Regions from separate parts of the Homo sapiens genome. Here region 2 is linked to region 1. A link is an interaction called in ENCODE POLR2A ChIA-PET data of the cell type or tissue named here. Cell type or tissue: A673. All regions are shown on one strand.

Region 1 (5,000 bases):
GCCATGATGTAGCGATTTATGTGTAATCACCTATTGACCTTCCATATGCTTCACTTTAGAGGCTCCTAAGAAGCTTTTCTTCTTTTCTTTTCTTTTTGTTCTTTGTGTTGGCCAATATAAAGAGAAACCTGTTAGAATTTACATAGAAAACATACTTGATCTTTACAGTTTTAAAAATTGTCTTTAGTGGGAAGGGTGCCTTAAGATCCACTATAGGAGTAAGATGTAAAGTTCTTATTTGAGCTGTAAAGAATCTTTTATTGCCTTAATAAAATTACTAAATAGGTCATCTTTTAACAAATTATATGAAATATAGTTTTTAAGTACAAAACATTTGTAAATTGTCCTACCCTTTGAAAGTTGTTGGCAAAGCCATACCTATAGCTCTCTTCATTTTGGCATTGGAATGTGGTTTTTATTAAGCAGTTTAGATTTAGATTTTCTTGAGTCCATTGCTGAGTTTTCCTGTGCTTCTCTGTGGTTCTGGAACTTTTTGCTTTCTCATGAAACTCTATGTCTATGTTTGAAACATGGTTTATTTAGCTAGAGATTCCTGGGTTATTCAGTGTTGATCTGATACAGGGATTGGTAGTGTCAAGCATATTCCACCTACTGAGGATTAGTGAACAATTTATTTGCACATTGGCTTAAATTGGGAAAATGTCAACTACTTCAAATGTCATCATCTAATTTATTAAGTCTCTCTGGTGATGTATTGCTTACACTGGAGGCATCTATTTTTTGTTTTAATAATTACAGGATTACAGGTGATAATGTATCAAAGAGGTGGTTGATAAAAAAGGACTGTAGAAATGTAGGTATATTACCAAGATGATATTTTGTGTACTGACTTTAAACTAAGAAAGTACTCTTTGTTTTGAGACAAAGTCTCACTCTGGTTGCCCCAGCTGGAGCGCAGTGGCACGATCTCGGCTCACTGCAGCTTCGACCTTCTGGGCTCAGGTGATTCTCCCACCTCAGCCTCCCAAGTAGCTGGGATTATCGTCATGGGCCACTACATCTGGGTAATGGAAAGTACACTTTATCTTATAGATATCAAACACAAATTCATGATGAAATGTGCTCACTTTTATAAAAGCAACTCACATTTACAAGTCTTTTAATGTATCAGTTATCAAAGAGTGCAATACTTTTGAGTAATATATTAGATATTTAGCTATTTGAATTTCACAGAATGACTTTGGATATTTACATGAATAATCTATTTGACTTTAACACTTAAAAAACAACATTTTTAGTTGCTTTCTTGTGTTTTAGTGAGAGTATAGTTACCCTGTGATTAAAATTAGTTAAGAATTTAAAAAAAATCTTTCAAATGATCCCATATTCTTTTGATGATCTGTTTTTGAATATGGATCCACTGAGTTTTGTACTCTTTCTTCGAAAGAAGCTGCCATCAGCTGGGTGTAGTGGCTTACGCCTGTAATCCCAGCACTTTGGAAGGCCGAGGCAGGTGGATCACCTGAGGTCAGGAGTTCGAGACCAGCCTGACGAACATGGAGAAATCCCGTCTCTACTAAAAATACAAAATTAGCCAGGCGTGGTGGCGCATGCCTCTAATCCCAGCTACTCGGGAGGCTGAGGCAGGAGAATCGCTTGAACTTGGGAGGTGGAGGTTGCGCTGAGCTGAGATCGCGCCATTGCACTCCAGCCTGGGCAACAAGAGCGAAACTCCATCTCAAAAAAAAAAAAAAAAAAAAAAAGAGGCTGACATCATAGCTAGATTTGTCAATATCTTAGTTTTTGTTGCTGCATAACTGTATATAAGGGAGTTTTCGGTAAGTGTCATCGTTTCTACCTTAGCAGAGGATGTCAGTTCTGAGAAGGTAGCTGATACAAAGGCAACAGTTTCTGGATATTCTACTCTCGAATTCCACAGGAGAACATACTCTTGTTCCTTTCTCCTGTCCAGGACTCAGGTACTTATCAGGCTGATAAAAGTTCCCATGCTCTTATCTTTTGGGAAGAAGGCCTAATACAAAGGATACCCTTTCTTTTCCCTCATCTTTATGCCTTGTGTTTAACCTTGGGTGTGGATACAAGATATGTGGGACTCTAACAATAACATATCATTCTTGTCTTGTTATAAGAGCCCTTTAAACAGAAAGGGTCTACTTTAGAGAAAGACTATGGTATTCCCTGTTGTTCCACGGAGTTTTTGTTTAATTCACCCTTCTGATCTGTGCATGGGGGAATGGAATGGCGTGTTTGCACATGTCCCTGATCCCAGCCATCCAGCACCCTGGGTGGTAGCTGGAAGTTTGCCCAGCTGAGAAAGATTGTTCTTTTTCTCTCCCTTTTTTATTTATTTATTTTTTTGTGTGTGTGGTGGTGGTGATGGTGCTGGTGCTGGTGGTTTCTTTTGTCTTGTATTTATGTAAAAAGTTTATTTGCTGCTCTTGAAAGATCTCAGCATGTGGCCCCAGAGTCTTTACAGACCAGGTTCCCTGTGGCCACTTTCTCTGTAAGTTTCTTCACCACAGTTCTGATGGTTGGTCTTCATGCTGATGTCAGTGCTGTTTTGATCCAAACTGTAGATTATTTTTACCTGTGAATTTCTGAATAAGCATTAGATTAACACATTTGTTTTTGAAATCAAATGTGCGTTGAGGTGAAACACGTTCTGCTAGAAAGCTCATAAAGCCATTTTGCCCCTGGGGACATACAGGTTTTTATGAAAAAATAATGAAAATATTTTAAAAGCTTGTTAAAATTTGTATAGATGGGCATATGTAAAACACATGCTATTTAAATACTGATATGAAAATAAGTTAGGAATGAAATAGAAAGAAAAATGATTTGCAAATCCAAAAAATAATACCAACATTGTATACTGTTCCCTGATAGATTTTTAGTTTTTCTGGTTTTAAATGGAATCTCTTACGACCCATGATTAAATAAGTGCTAACGGTATTGATATTTAAGCAACTCATTAGCCCTTTAGGAGATGCATATTCTGATTTTAGGGGTTCCCCCCCCCACTTTGGTCTATGCCCTGATGCAAAAAAAGTAAACTTACTTATATTAAAATTTACATTATTCTACTTGTGGTAGTGTCACCATTATAAGCACTGCATCTTTATGATGAAACTCTGCCTACAACTAGAGAAACATGTTTCAAATGGACATTTCTGTTATACTTTATTGGTATACTGTATAGCTATGTAATGCAAAAGCAAAATCACATTTGCCTTGGAATGATATCCATAATATCACTACAAAGAATTTATAATTTGGATTGGAGTTTTTTTCTTTAAAGCGATGACACTTAAAACTTCCTGGAAGATGGTGTTTCTCTGAGTGCCAGTAGTAATTTAACATCAAAATGGAAGACACATTCAATGTAGTTATTACTCACATTTTGAGTACAGTAGTTTCTCTCATTAAGTTTTATGTCAGAAACAAGTAAATTCCCTATAAGAAAACAGTCTGAATGACTTTCAGCGGCATCAAAGAGATCGAAACACTTTAAAACTATTTTCTTCATCAGTTGCCTGCTAACACCTTTTTGAAAAATAAAATTAATCAACGCGTATTTCCTTTTGTGATTTGTATTGTTTTGTACATTCACTCCCTTTTCTTTTCATGGGTTGGCTCCCAACTGGAACATGGAACCTGTGATCCATTCAAGATTGAGACAATGTAAAAGATAGAGAACTGACTTTTGGGGCAGGCAGGCCTCCAGGAAGTGGGAGTGAGCTTTCACTTCAAACTGGGTGAGGGGTGGTGGAAAGGGAGGATGCTGATTAAAATAATAAACAACTGCTGGAAAGAGAAGTTGATTACCACACTGCTGTCAGATCAGCCAGGGGAGCTGCCAGAGCCCACTGAGGCTGCTCTCCCCTGCCACAAAGCCGGCAGAAGGGACTAGATTTGCTGCGAGAGCTTTTCTCTGGACAGACAGAACACCTTTTAAAACAAGTTTAGTTCTGTTGCATTGACAGCATCCCTTAGGCCAGGCTGACCTAGGGAAATGGACTGAAACTAGCTTGGTGGTTACCATAGCAACCCAGGCTGCTGGTGTCTGGGAGAGTGAGAACCGGTGGCCTCTTGTCCTGTGTTTTGGTGTTTCTTCAGCTAAGAGTACACTCCTCCTTCGAACTCTACATAAGTCATGCTCTTTGAAAACTGGCTCTTTACCCAGGATTTTTTTTTTTTCGTTCTGAAATCGGTCTGAATGGAGGAAGTTGGTAATACTTGGCTTTTTTTTTTTCTTCTCTCATGCAAGTTTCCAGGATATAGCTTCTTTTTTTGCTGTATGTAATTGAGACCAAACTCTAAGCTTGGGGCCCTGGAGAGAACAGTTGTGGCCTGCAGGTCATTAGTGAGGTGAGCAGAAGGGAATCCTGGACTTCCCAGAGAAAGAGGAGACCATGCCAGCCTCGTGGAACACAGCTACCAGGAAATACAGAAGCAGGTCTATTCCTTGCGAACTCCGAAGTCCATGAAAAAACGGACCCACAGTGGGGTGGCTAAAATGTCCCAGCGCAAGCTGCCGCTGCTGCTGATGGACCATAGCTCAAGGGCAAGGCTTGTAAAGGATTTTACAAAGGATTTTAAAGTATAGCCAGAAAAGATACGGTGTTTAGAAGTTAAACGCTGTTGTCTGAAGGAAGTTTGCCGGAAAGATGTAGGCTTCAAGGGCTACTGGACAATGATTGGTCTGAACTTCAACTTACGGGAACTGCTGACAAAATTTGAAAAGGTATGCAGAAAGCAAACTTCATGAATGTACTTTTTTCCTTTCTTTCTTGCCTTTTTTTTCACTATACATTTAGATAGATGCTCTATTGACTCTTTGGTGGTTTAGTATAATTTATAAGGAATATTCAATTTTGCTGTCTCCTTTAAAGATGTTTTTCAAGTAAAGGGCTAATTAGCAATTACTTCCTTTGGTCAGGAGGGCTTCTCATGATGCCTGTCACTTTTAGAATTCCACATCAGAAGAAACTCTTTGTACTCAAGTCAGCTGGTAATTT
Region 2 (5,000 bases), 290 kb after region 1:
TGGCTAATGTTAGTTCTACAAAGGCGATCTAGTCCTCAGGCAAGAAGGAGGTCTGCTTTGGGAAAGGGCTGTTATCATCTTTGTTTTAAACTATAAAGTATAAACCATATTTCTCCCAAAGTGAGTTCAGCCTACACCCAGGAATGAACAAGGACAGCTTGGAGGTTAGAAGCAAGATGGAGTCCACTAAATTAGATCTTTTTCACTGTCTCAGTCATAATTTTGCAAAAGTGGTTTCACTATCTGTGATCAAACCTCTGCAATAGGAATGACAGGTGATCGTCTTTCCCCTGGGCGCCACCTCCTCCTTCCATTCCTTCTGAGTCTTCTCCAACCCAACACATACTCAATCAGGATGGAGTTGGAAACAAATTTTGCTAGAAGCTCAGACTTCAGAGGAGATTGTAGCTTTACCTGAAAACTTGGCCTTCCAGAGTAGGGTGACGCACATGAAACCCTTCTCCTGCACTCTTTCATCTCAGTCCCCTCTCCTTTCTTGGCCACCTCCCCCTTCAACAACTTTTCTAGCATCCCCAACACCTTTCCTTGAGAATCTCCATTAGTCTCCACGTGGAGATTCTTCTACCACCATTTCTCCCTCTTGAAACTTTAGCACAACACTAATTAGCTTTTGAGGAGGGAGACTGTAAGTTATAGTCTTGCAAGTGATGATGGACACGGGAATTTCAAATCCTCTTTAGTCTCCCCACCAGATATAGGCAGGGAAATTTCCTCACAAGTTTTCCTGGGATGCCAGAACACACTGTCACAGTCAAAATTACTTTCTCCTGGATAATACCATCATCCCTCAGTATCCACAGCTCATGGATATAAAAATCCCCATATGCTCAATTTCCTGATATTAAATGGCACAGTATTTGTATACATAAATAAAAAATAAAATTGTAAGCTCCTAATCAACTGAATGGACTCCTCCACCCCCTGGGCAACAGGATCCTAAAGAAAATCTGAAAAACTAGTTCAGGCCATGACTGGAAGACAGGGTTGGACTTGCCTGTTATACCCTCTTCCCTTTGGAGTTTAGGCACAACTGACCAGCACTAACATTAAGATAAAGATCATAAGAAAAACAGACTTTTTGTAGCAATAAGATAACCAACTCCAGCCTGACTCTGATATAGCATCATGTGAAAGATAGCAGGTTTTGGAGGAAATTATTTTACCCCAAAATATATTTTCTTTGACATCTTTTGAAATGCCCCTGTTAAGTCATCTCTTGCGGGGGAAATTTGCATTCTGTAGAGAATCTCCTTCCCTTTCTAGGTCTTTTCCTGATCCAGGAGGTTTAACTGAGAGTCTGACACATTTAAGTTTCAAAAAGAGACATTTACCATCTATTCTCTCTGAAACCTGCTACCTGCAGGCTTCATCTACATAACAAGAACCTTGGCTTCCACAGCTCCCCTTATCTTAATTCAAGCATTTATTTAAGCCGACTTCAACTCTCTAGGCAAAGGTTAACTTTCACCAATTGCAAATCAGAAAATCTTTGAATCCACCTATGACCTAGAAGCCCTCATCTGCCACACCACTTTGACGTGTCCCATCCTTCCAGGCCAATGTGTACCTTACATGTATGGATTTATGTCTTTGCTTCTAACTTTTGTCTCCCTAAAATGTATAAAACCAATCTGTAACCCAACCACTTGGGGCACATGTTCTCAGGATCTCCTGAGGCTGTGTCCTGGGCAGTGATCACTCATATTTGGCACAGAATAAGTCTCTTCAAATATTTTACAGATTCTGGCTTTTTTTGTCAACTTATATAACCTATGCACATTCTTCTGCATATTTTAAGTCATTTCTAGATGACTTATAATACCTAATACAACATAAATACTATGTAAATAATTGTTATATTGTATTTTTTGTTTGTATTCTTTTAAATTACTGTATTTTCTTCCTTCCTTCCTTCCTTCCTTCCTTCCTTCCTTCCTTCCTTCCTTTCTTCCTTCCTTCCTCCCTCCCACTTTCCTTTCCTTTCCTTATTTCCTTCTTTGTTTCTCTCTCTCTCTCTTTTTCTCTCTGTGGTTGGTTGAATCTGTGGATGTGGAACCCGTGGATATGGCGACTGACTGTACAGTCAAATATCATATGGAGAAAGAATAGTCACCCTGCCCTTGAAGAATAATAAACTCTGTCATTATTGTAAGAGGCTTTGACTCTTTCCTGAGCTTGGATCAAGTTACAAGAACCTCTACTAGGTGCAAACTGGTTTATCTTTGCCATCCAGGAAGGATGACCCAACCCAGATTATTTTTTTAAAATTTCAAGTCTTTACCTTTTTTTACACCAAATCCCATCCCCCTCACTCAAGGGAGTGGGGTAGATTGATTCTATCGTAGTGCTAAGAAAACAGAACCATAAAGAAATTAAGTGAATTACCAAGCAATGGCAGATGTAAGACCTACATGTCTCCCTCATAAATATTAATTGTGTACTTTGCAAGGGATTTACTGGCAGCTCTGGGGAAACTTCTGATGGTAAATTACTGAATCTATCTGTTGATCTCATTTCTCTATTTCCTTTCCAGCTCCCTTTAAAATAAAAAGTGTTAAATATATTCAAAAGCTCTTGATTTAGAATGATCAGGAGGTAAGGTTGCAAGCTGGAAATTTTTCTTAAATAGCAAACTGGAAATTGCTGAAGATGATAAGGCAAATATTAAATATTCCTAATATAATAGCTTTTTTTTACAAGTTCCCCATAGCTGATGTTTATAGCATTTGTATTTTGCTTAATTATTTCCTCTATTGGCACTGTGCTTTGCACATGGTAGGAACTCAACTGGAGAATTCGATAAATGATTTCATTGAGAATGTTTGAGTAAAATCATCCCAGAAGTCAGACCCTTACCTATAGTATTCAGGCTAGGCCAGCTCACCATCAATCAATTCTGCTCTGCCTTTGAAATTATTTTTAAAAAATCAAGTCATGTGAAAGTGAATGTGTTTATCAGAATTAACAAGATTTAAAACATTTCCCACTTTATTTTTGGTGAGTTCCTTTTCTGGCCAAAAAAAATACTGGCTCATTATTTTCAAAGTATTGCCTTGCCTAAGCAGGTGTGCACACACCTTCCTACCTCACTCAGCTTTTCTGATCAAGTCTAAGGATGGTTGTGTTTTTTTTTTAAAAGTTCTCACTTTGCCTCCCTCCAAAAGTCTCATTTCACTATTGCCCAATCTCTTTCCTCCCCCATTGTGTATGTCTCTTTCTCCCTCCCTCTTGTATTTATTATACACCTACAAAAAGTAGAATTTCCCTTGGCTAATGCTTGATAAGTTTGTTTTACCCACCATTTTATGTTTTGGGAATTGGTCTTTTTACCTCTGCCAGCAGCCTCAGCATTGCTGGGGCATATTTCCAGATGTTTAAGGAAAGCAGCGCTGTTTTTGAGCTAAGGGTAGTGGACACTCCCCCACCCATTTTTTTTTTTTTTTTAATCAGATTGGTAAGTGTGCCACAGGCTGGCTATGACCTGTGGTGTCTTTCTAGCAGCCATGAAAGAATGTGGCTGGCATTCAAAGGCATTGCTTTCAACCTCAGGTCATTGGAGATGAGGGTGAGCCACATAATAAGAATGCAGACTCTGAGCAGATCCTCCGGAGGGATAGACAATGGAAGGCGGGCCTGAATCGAGCAAACGTTTGTAACAGGATGGTAAATGAGACTATTCTTGCTGGTTTACTTGTGGTTGAGGCCTCAGAGCTAAGAGCAGTAAGTGGCAAATACCCTACATTCTAAAGAGGGTGCTTGATGTACGCAGAAGATGAGGATTTCCTTGAGATAAGTGAATGGCTGGCTGTATTGCCCTCACTGGGAGAGGATGGTATTGGATTGCTTGCTAGTCCACCAAGAAGGGAGCTGAGGGCCTACAGAGATGCTCTCTGAGTTGGGAGGGATGTCTTCCAGGGAGGAGACTGCCATCTCAGTCTTCTTCTCATGCCCTGTACGTTAAGATGCAAAACATGGGGGCCCCATGCCATTCGGGGATGACCTTAGGATCAGAGCAAAGAATGGAGAGAAGGTTCTTGGAGAACTTGAGTTCTGTTCTCCTTGTGCCTCCTAAGCTAGAGTTTCAGAGATTGTGTCTGGTCCTTATCTGGAAAGGGCAAAGGTGAGAAGCTGGCTGACATTGCCCCTGATGGCAACATGAAAGGAGAGGGCCACCTGCATTTTCTGATTTGGCAGGCAAAGGGGCTGGGTATTTTCCTGAGAGCCAGAAGAAGAACAAAGCAAGGGTCAGACCTGAAACGGGTCCCACTCCAATGGGCTGCCTGATCCCAGGAAGGACCCCAGCAGAGAGAGCCTACATGGGGCACACACTGGTGGCAGGAATGAGGGGTTTGGCTAGGGGTCTAGCCAGAGACTACATAGGTCACAGAGACTAGCTGTGAGAGGTCTCTGTAAAGAGGGGGCCAAAGGTTTTTGGAATTGGCCCAGGAAAGAAAGAACCAACTGTGTAACAGAGGACTTTGTGGGGATAGTTTGTCATGATACTAGTTAAGGGAGCCATTTCCCTCCTTCTTTTTTTTTTTAATTTTTTTATTTTTTTGAGACAGAGTGTCACTCTGTTGCCCAGGCTGGAGTGCAATGGCACGATCTCAGCTCACTGCAACCTCTGCCTCCTGGGTTCAAGTGATTCTTGTGCCTCAGCCTTCTGAGTCGCTGGGATTACAGGCGCACACCACCACATCTGGCTAAGTTTTAAAATATTTTTTGTAGAGACGGGTTTTCACCAAGTTGGCCAGGCTGGTCTCGAACTCCTGACCTCAAGTGATCTGCCCTCCTTGGCCTCCCAAAGTGTTGGGATTACAGGCATGAGCCACCACATCTGGCCCTCCTTCCTTCTTTCCTCTTTTGTTTCCCCTCCTCCCAGACACCAGAGGTAGCACAGTGAGATGGAAGGAGGAGGGAAGGATGGCAGTGAAGAAATAGTTCCGAAGTGAGGCAGGGCCTGTCCCTTCCTTTCTGCA

Evidence for each region. ChIA-PET counts read pairs that join two places held together with the same protein. Peaks named below come from ENCODE experiments on the same cell type or tissue, not always from the same donor. Only the 100,000 strongest peaks of a DNase experiment are listed, where the experiment ranks them.
Region 2: POLR2A ChIA-PET joins it to region 1 with 5 read pairs; 1 of 35 experiments calls an interaction of 5 or more read pairs at or near these places.

The regions. Positions count from the first base shown.
Region 1 is chr6:144,655,550-144,660,549 of GRCh38, forward strand. The region is part of intron 51 of UTRN (utrophin); the gene reads left to right. Among named protein-coding and RNA genes, the nearest start is that of SNORA98, 250 kb to the left of the region's middle. In A673, no CTCF peak of the experiment used is centred here; a DNase peak (open chromatin) is centred at 2,282; H3K27ac peaks cover 481 bases.
Region 2 is chr6:144,950,543-144,955,542 of GRCh38, forward strand. No RefSeq gene overlaps it. Among named protein-coding and RNA genes, the nearest start is that of TRQ-TTG4-1, 230 kb to the right of the region's middle. RefSeq lists enhancers at 1,112-1,779, 4,091-4,590. In A673, a CTCF peak has its summit at 1,679; DNase peaks (open chromatin) are centred at 1,739, 2,079 and 2,469; H3K27ac peaks cover 4,770 bases.